2 separate regions of the Homo sapiens genome follow, and region 1 is linked to region 2. A link is an interaction called in ENCODE POLR2A ChIA-PET data of the cell type or tissue named here. Cell type or tissue: OCI-LY7. All regions are shown on one strand. Links, peaks and the distances in the headings refer to the core of each region. The heading gives the core; the rest is flanking DNA. Region 1 overlaps ABLIM1 (actin binding LIM protein 1). Region 2 overlaps LOC124902508 (translation initiation factor IF-2-like).

The links. Peaks named below come from ENCODE experiments on the same cell type or tissue, not always from the same donor. Only the 100,000 strongest peaks of a DNase experiment are listed, where the experiment ranks them.
Region 1: POLR2A ChIA-PET joins it to region 2 with 7 read pairs; 4 of 35 experiments call an interaction of 5 or more read pairs at or near these places.

What each region holds. Positions count from the first base shown.
Region 1 is chr10:114,498,182-114,502,575 of GRCh38, reverse strand. The region is part of intron 6 of ABLIM1 (actin binding LIM protein 1); the gene reads left to right. Among named protein-coding and RNA genes, the nearest start is that of AFAP1L2, 96 kb to the right of the region's middle. RefSeq lists an enhancer at 2,135-3,334. In OCI-LY7, for the core only: a CTCF peak has its summit at 686; DNase peaks (open chromatin) are centred at 2,475, 2,775, 3,275 and 3,745; H3K4me3 peaks cover 2,354 bases; H3K27ac peaks cover 3,243 bases.
Region 2 is chr10:114,808,368-114,812,761 of GRCh38, reverse strand. The region is part of intron 1 of LOC124902508 (translation initiation factor IF-2-like); the gene reads left to right. It also overlaps the pseudogene TAF9BP2. Among named protein-coding and RNA genes, the nearest start is that of FHIP2A, 11 kb to the left of the region's middle. RefSeq lists an enhancer at 1,486-1,535. In OCI-LY7, for the core only: no CTCF peak of the experiment used is centred there; no DNase peak of the experiment used is centred there.

The sequences.
Region 1 (4,394 bases), core at 307-4,306, 310 kb after region 2:
GCAGTGAGCCAAGATCGCACCACTGCACTCCAACCTGGGCAACAGAGTGAATCTCTGTCTCAAAAAATAAATAAAATAAAATAAAATAATTAAAAAGGCATACCTCTTTCCCCCTACAAAGAAGGTGGGGGGAGGTGTATTGCAGACTTTCTACCTACCTTGTAAGAGAGAGTTGATATAACATGTAAAATTTATGGCTTTTTTTTGCTGGTGAAGAAAAGAAAAAACTCTATAGAACAGGATGTAGCAAGTGCAAAGGAAATGCCTGGTCAGGGAACATCAGATTCAGCTAACTCCCAAGGAAATTCAACACCACATCCTCAGGTCCCTGGTTACCCTCCAGACTGTGTTGTATTCCTGAATAACTTACCAGAAGAGACTAATGAGAGGATGATGTTTCATGCTATCATATCAGTTCCCGCTTTCAACAAAGTATGTTTGGTACCTGGGAGACATGACATTGCTGTTGTTGAATTTGAAAATGATGGACAGGCCAAAGCTGTCAGGGATGCTTTGCAAGAATTCAGGATCACAGCATCCCATACCATGGGGGTCACCTATGTCAATAAATAATACTGAGGGATGAATAGGTGGAGCACAGAGGATTTTTAGGGCAGTGAAACTATTCCATATGATACTATAATGATGGATACATGTCACTATAAATTTGTCTAAACCCATAGAATGTGCAATACCAAGAGTGAACACCAGTGTCAACTATGGACTTGGATGATAATGATGTATCAATGTAGATTCATAATTTGTGGCAAATGCACCACTCTGTTGGGGGACGTTCTTAGTGGGGGAGACTGTGTGTATGGGAGAAGGGATATATGAGAACTCTCTGCAGGTTCCACCCAATTTTTCAGTGAACCTAAAACTGCTCTAACAAAGTCTGCTAAATTTTAAAAAATACATTTGGAATAGTTGTCTTTAAAGCACTTGGTGTTGTTTATAGTGGTACTTTGCTTCGTTTTTTGTAACTTTTGATTAGGCCATTTTAATAGTTGGGAATGGGAAGGGTAAAATTTTCGTTAAGGACTTACAACATGATCTAGTCGTTAGCCTTGCCAAACTGTGAAATATGAAGGCTCGATTTTATATAATAAACTTTTATTTGTATCCTTTAAAAAAGTTGAAAGAGGATATATAAAGTCATGGGAGATCTGCTTTGCCAGTGCAGATCTTGACTAGAGCCTTCCCAATATTAACTGAGCTCCTGAGGCCTGGGAAAACAACATTGGCTCTGTTGGACAGTCTCTAGAGTTGGACAGACCTGGATTCAGATCATAGCTCCATCCCTTGCTAACTGAGTAGCCTTGGGTGATTTCCTGATCTCTCTAAGTTTTGATTTCCTCATCTGTGAAATGGGCATATTACCTACCTCACATTGTGGCTGGGAGAGTCAGGTGGGGTAAAGTTTGTGAGGTGCCTATCATGGTGTCTGGAAACAAGCAAATACTGAAACTATAGCTGAGGCACAGAAGAAGTTGATCTTTTACTCATCTTTTGGCCAAAGTAATTGTATAGGGAATGGTTGCAAATCTATTTAGAGGTTTCTGTTGGCATATTAATTCACTGGACACTTCTAGAACACCTTCTTGTGGGAAGCATGGAGGTGTAGAGTTATGAAGATACAGGTGTGGCCCAATTCTTTAAGGGAATTTATAACCTAGTGGGAAAGAGAGGAAGAAAGCTCACCTGCTTTGATTGGCACCAGTTACTTTGCTACCAACTTGCCTTTGTTTATTTAACTTTCATAACAATCCTACGTAGTAGGCTCCCTTCCCTTCCCTTCCCTTCCCTTCCCTTCCCTTCCCTTCCCTTCCCTTCCCTTCCCTTCCTTTCCCTTCCTTTCCCTTCCCTTCTCTTTCTTTTTTTTTTTTTTTTTTCTTTCGACACAAGGTCTTCCTCTGTCACCTGGGCTGGAGTGCAGTGGTGCAATCATGTCTCACTGCAGCCTCAACCTCTGGGCTCAAGTGATCCTCCCACCGCAGCCTCCCCAGCTGCTGAGACTATAGGCAAGTACCACCATGCCCAGCTAATGTTTGTGTTGTTTGTAGAGATGGGGTTTCTCCATGTTGCCCAGGCTGGTCTCAAACTCCTGGGCTCAAGTGATCTGCTGGGGTTACAGGCACAAACCATCGCACTTTGGCCATAGTAGGTTTTCTTATACTAGTTTTTACAGGTGAAGAAATGAGTCCAGAAAAGTGCCCAAAGTCCAATTTTCAGTCTAGAATTTAGGCCCTGGGTTCTCTTGCTCCCAAAGCCCATGTCTTTCTACTCTATGATGAAAGTTAGAGTATAATGGTTTATTTCTCCCTAAACTAGTTTATGCACCCTTACTCAGAAGGATAAGCTGCTGACCCTTCCTCTGACATAGCACACGTGTTTAAAGCAGTGTTTGTGAGCTCAGAAGCCTCGCAGTTAGTAAGGCTGTAGGGCTACAGGATGTTCTCATTTGTGCAGATTGGCTTTGCACAGACTTGTATAGAGCCCTCTAGGCTTTGTGAAAGCTGCCTGGGCAGACTGATTTATTCACCTTTGCCCAGGATACATATTTACGGCCAAGGCACGCCCTCATTATCCTGCCTGTTCATGATGCTGCATCAGGAGAAAAGCCTCCTGGAACAGGTGAGTGTTTAGCTTAGAGATCAAGCCAGTCCAGTTGCATTGGAAGCCTCTCCCAGTTGAGGGTGAAAAAACCAGTAGACGCAAAAAAGCTGAGTCAGCCTCTGCACTGCCTTTCTGCAGGAGCATAACAGGGAACTTGCGTGATTCTGCCTCTCCCTTCCGCCCATGCACCTGCCACGTAAGCAGCACATCTCTGTTACTCCCTTTGGCTTCCTCATCTCTTCATCCACCCTCAGGTTTGTGGTTTTGGTACCACCCAGACCAGTGTTTTCCCATCTCATGGTGATCTGCATAGACTCATTTCAGTGCTTATAAAATAAAGACACTCATATCTGGGTCCCACCTTAAGGCCATCGAACCCATTTTTAAAAGGCTTCTTGGGTGTTGCTTATGCGCAATAATGTTAGAAAACTCCTGATCTAAAGCAACCCACCAGCCTCTAGGTGTTTGTATATCCTTAGTCTGAAATCACCATCCACCAGAGCTGTGTTTGGGAGAGTCTTAGGGACTGGAAAACAATTTGCTTATTCCTTTGGGGATTCTAAGCACCATCTCTGAATCAAGTTAGATCTTTTAAGATAAAACAAGAAACAAAACTACACACATAGTCCTCGATAGTTTAACTTCCTCTATGGAAGTGACTTCATTTAGTGATCTTTCAGTGCTACGTCTTTGGTATTTCTCAAGGGTCTATATGAGAAACAACTACTTAAATACTTCCTATCATCAGTGAAATTCCTGTGGAAGATGTTTTTCTGTCCCATAACTGAGGGTCCCTGTATGAGAATTCCTTTGGTGCTTTTAGGAGGTAGTTTAACAGGGTTAACGTGTGGACCTTGAGTCAGCTACCTGGGTTCTACCCCTAGCTCTGTCTTCTGGAAGCACTGGTGGGTTTGGGTAAAACAATTTAGTTTCCTTGCTTGTAGAACAAGACTGGAAAATAGCACCGACCTACCTCATAGGGTTGTTGTGAATCATTTAAAGTCTTGATACAAAGCCTTACACAAAGCAAGACCTTATAGAACTTCAGCCCACAATGACTGTTATTAACTTAGAATCAGGAAACCTACCTTCTGTAGTGACAAGTGTGTGTGGCCATTTTTTCAAACAGTGAGACTTTGGCAGCCTATCAGTTCCTCTTTTGCCCTCATCTGCTAAGAAGCTCACATCACAACAAACATGTTTGCCTGAGCTTGGGTCTTTTGAATTTTAAGGTTCTTGATCAATTGTTTTAAAATCATGTCCTTCTCTGATAAGAATCAGCCAGTCCTTTTTGAAAGTAGGCAGAACATAAGTTATAAGTGGATTAAGGTTGAACTTCAGGGCCATCTTCCCATCTCCTGGGCTCATGCCACAAGTAGAGCACTCCTAGAGAAATGGAGGCGGTAAAGGAAAGAAACTAAAAGGGACTGTCAGCAGTCCAGGAGCTAAGCAGGTTATCAGATGAGCAGATTTTCTGTCCAAGGATGGGTTCTAGAATTACAATTCTCTTTTTCTGTTCCCAGGAGCATATTACATGGGCTCAGGGCTTAGGGCATTAGAATTTCTCCTGGGTAACAGACACGGAGGAATCATTGGTTAAACTCCATTTTTCTGCCATCAAGAATGTTCTTTCTCTACCAAAATTGCTCTTCTGTTAGCACTACTATGTGAGCTTGTAGAGGGTATGGGATTTCACACCGAAACATAGAATTTTACAGCTGAAGAGGACTTGAAATTGTCTAGCCCGGCCCTTTGCATTTTTGAGATGTGTGTCCTGA
Region 2 (4,394 bases), core at 106-4,105:
ATGGATATGTTTGTATATATACTTTTTTTAATTTTTAATTTTTTGTAGAGATGGTATCTCACTATGTTGCCCTGGCTGGTTCTGAACTCTTGGGCTCAAGTGATCCTCCCACCTCAGCTGCCTAAAGTGCTGATATTACAGACATGAGCCACCATGCTTGGCCTGTTTGTATGTAGAAACTTGCAATGATCTAGAATGCTCCATTTCATTACCCTGAAATGCATCAAAGCTAGACCATAGTTTTTACATGTGGTAGAGTAGTTGTCATTGTATTTTTTTCAAAAACTTGTTTTCTTCCCACTCTTATTTCCCTATCTTCTCAGTATTTAAACTACAAAATATCAAAGGGAGAGTATGAATTAGCTCAAAGAACACCCAAAGACCAAGAGAGAGATTTTATAGCCTCTTTTGGAAAAACAGTTGATGTGTTGTTAATTGTACACAAGATAGTTGTACTCTGTTAAGTAGAAGCCCAAATTTTGAATTGTCTTCATATGGAAATTGTGATTTAAAGTGATACATGCCAAGATGACAAATGCTGGACTGTGGAGGTTTTGTAATGTGTTGATCTGATTAGGCTGAACTACATTTCCCATAATTCCCTTCCCTATGTTTCCAGTTAAGGGTGTGCCACAAGAGATGTACTTGTGTGAGATTTGGAGGACAGAGTGGAGGAGCAACTATATCAAGAGTATTGTTTTTTGTGCTCAGAGGCTGGGGAAAGGTCTCCAGGTGCTTTTGTGGCCCATGCATATTGTTATTTTATCTGCTGGCTTATCTCCTTGGTGTGGGGCAGGAAGCAGGCTGCAGCTGTTCCATCTTTCGCTGGGTCTTCCCTCAGCTTCACTGACTCCTCATCTGACTGTGTATCCTCAACCAGATGTGTGTTTATCTCTGTGACAAAGAGCACCGGGTTCTCCTGCAGGATACCCACATCATGAAGGTTGGAGACAGAGAGAGCCTGAGATGGGTTCCATCTTGTCCTTGCTGCTTTGCACCCCCTGACAGCCTTCTTCCCAACTGCCTGCCCTGCAGACTTCAAGCTGCAGCATTAGATATGAAGGCAACAGCCTTCTAGACTTTATCAGCCCCCATTACTGCGTGTGGTCAAATCCCGGTAATAAATCCACCTGCACATGTGTGGTCCTAATAGTTCTGAATCTCTAATTGAATATTGACTAACATAGACCTATACAAAATGGTAAAATTGTATTTAGGGAAGTGTGATTTTTTCCTTCCATTATTCCTTCTGTTTTTTTTTTTCCACTCATACCCTATAAAACCAGTGTCATAGGTTTTGGCAGTTACGTTTAAGTTTTCTAAGATACAGCTTGAGGAGATCTAGCGTCCTTCATTTTATTACCCTGAAATGCATCAAGGTGAGACCATAGTTTTTACATGTGGTAGAGTACTTATCATTGTATTTTATTGAATTTTCTTTTCAAATGGATTTGAGTCATCCATTGCATTTTATCCTGAAACTATGTTGATGGTGATAAGAATTTTTGGGTCCCAATATTAGGTGGCTTAATGAGAACAGTTTTGAACTGCCATTGGCTTAATGAGAACAGTTTTGAACTGCCATTGTTGCAGGAAGTGACTTCACAGGTGTGGACTGTGAAAGTGAAATCTATACTGTGAACTTTCGAATTGATGCTGTCACTGTTTAAGGAGCTATGGTACAGATAACAGGAGTAGTAGGTGTGCTACTAGCAGCACTGACCCTTAGCTGTGAAACTGATCTTCAGAATGATCCCTTTTAAAGTGAGGACTTCAGTCTGTAGTTTGGAGCTATTAAGCAGTATCTGTCAGGTAACAATCTAGGTTCTGCATATGGCTTAATCAATAAATAAAGGGGTTTGATTTTTCCATCTTGTAATGGTTAAGAAGTCAGGCGGTTCCTAAGCAGCAGGGTGTTGGGAGGCTGATAGGTTTGCTTGTCATACTTCCATAGATGTGGCTGGGAAGGAAACAAGTCCAAGGGGGAATTAGAAACTTTATTACTTGGGTCACAGCAGGAAGTATGAGCTTTCCTCTGGTTTGCATGTGTGCCCCCAAAGTTCATGTGTTGCAAACTTAATCCCCAGTGCAACAGTGTTGGGAGGTGGGGCCTAATAAGAGATGATTAGGTCATGAGGGCTCTGTCCTCATGAATGGATTCATGTCATTATTGCAGAAGTAGGTTATTGTCAAAGTGAGATTATTATAAAAGGGAGTTCAGGCCAGGTGCGGTGGCTCACGCCTGTAATCTCAGCACTTCGGGAGGCTGAGGCGGGCGGATCACTGAGGCCAGGAGTTCGAGACCAGCCTGGCCAACACGGTGAAACCCTGTCTCTACTAAAAATGCAAAAATTATCTTGGCGTGGTGACACGCACCTGTGGTTTCCCAGCTACTCAGGAGGCTGAGACAGGAGAATTGGTTGAACCCAGGAGGCAGAGGTTGCAGTGAGCTGAGATCGTGCCACTGCACTCCAGCCTGGGTGACAGACCTAGACTCTGCCTCAAAAAAAAAAAAAAAAAAAAAGGATTTGGAGTTCAGCCCTTTCTCTCACACTCTCATGCTCTCTTGCCCTCCCACCTTCTGCCATGGGACGATGCAGCAAGAAGGCCCTCGCCACATGCTATTGTCTTCATATTGAACTTCCCAGCCTCCAGAACTATGAGAAATAAATTTCTTTTTAATTAATTACCCAGTCTGTGGTATTCTGTTGTAACAACACAAAACAGACTAAAACAGGCTTCATGCTTCCATCAGTTTCCTGTGCACTCAAGTCCCACAGGAGTCAGTGTGGATCAACCTCAGGTAGATGCCACATACACAAGTTTGTGTCACAACTGAGAAACACTAAGCATAGGAATCCTCCAGTCTTATAAGGGGGCTGCTAGCAAACCTGCCCATCCTCCTCTCTGGAGAGAGACATTATCTTTAAGTATTCTGGAATGTAAGCACATCTTGCCTGAGGAGAAGGAAACTTTTCTATCCTGGAATGTCTCTGGGTGTCTCTATCTCTACTATCCTGGTCAGGAAACACATCGGCCCTCTGACCTGGAAAGAGACACTATGCTACACACACATCCTCGTAAAGCTAGTCCAGGGTAAGTTGAAATGCCATGGAGAATTGGCTGCCAAAAGTAATATCTGGTAAAGAATGTCTTGGGGGGAGAAATAGGTCTTCGCAACACTGGGTCACTAGTCTCACATTATCTCCCTCGAGAGGAGGTTTCTTAGGATGGCTTGAATAAATTTTTGCATAGTCTAGAATTGCAGACACATATTGGAAGGCAAACTCCAACACTTGATTTATTACTCTTTATTTATACTCTGTGATTCCCATATCCTTTGGAGTCTGGGCCATCACCAAGGCATGGCTTGGAGTGGTCTTGGGAAATTGCAATCTTGCTAACCTCCATGATCTGGCAACTGCTCTAGTAATGTTTTAAAATAGTTTTAAAATTTCAAAACAATTTAAAAATTATAATAGAGGTGTAAATACAGTTCAAAACACCTGAACTGTTTGAGGGTAAGCTGCTGACATTATGTCTATCACTCCTATGTACTTTAGTGTGTATTTCCTGCAAACAAGAACATTCTTTGACGTAACCGCAATGCAATTATATTAGTTTCCTGGGGCCATCATAACAAATTACCACAAACCTGATGGCTTAAAAAAACAGAAATTTATTTTCTCATAGTCTGGAGGCCAGAAATCTGAAATGAAGGTGTCAGCAGGGCTGTGCCTCCCCTAAGCCCCAAGGCTCCAGGGGAGGATCCTTCCTTGCCCATTCCAGCTTTTGGTAGCTCCAAGCACTCCTTGGCTTGTGGCTGCATCGCTCTAATTTCTGCCCCCCTCTTCACGTGGCATTCTCATCTTGCGTCTTCTCTTCTCTGTGTGTCTCTTATAAGGACACTTGTCACTGGATTTACAGCTCACCTAGATAATCCAGAATGATCTCATCTCAAGATTCTTAAGTTAATTACATCTGCAAAGATACTTTTTTCAAATGAGGTCACAGGTTTCAGAGATTAAGATGAACACATATCTTTTCGGGGGCCACCATTCAACGCACTACAATAACCAGCATCTGTGTATTGAAATCAGTATCAATGTTGAAATTGCTGTTATCTGATCTGCAGACCCCACTTCATATTTCACCAGTTGTTTCAATATCCTTTATAGTAAAAGGATCCAGTTCAGAATCCCATGGTATATTTAGTTGTCATGCCTCTTTAGTGTCCTTCAGTCTGGAACAGTTTCTTGGTCTTTCCTTGACTTTCATGACTTGACATTCTTGAAGATTATAGGCTGGTTATTTTGTCAAATGGCCTTTAATTTAGGTTCCCAGTGTTTTCTCATAATTAGATTCAGATGTGCATTCCTGGAAGGCCTATCAGA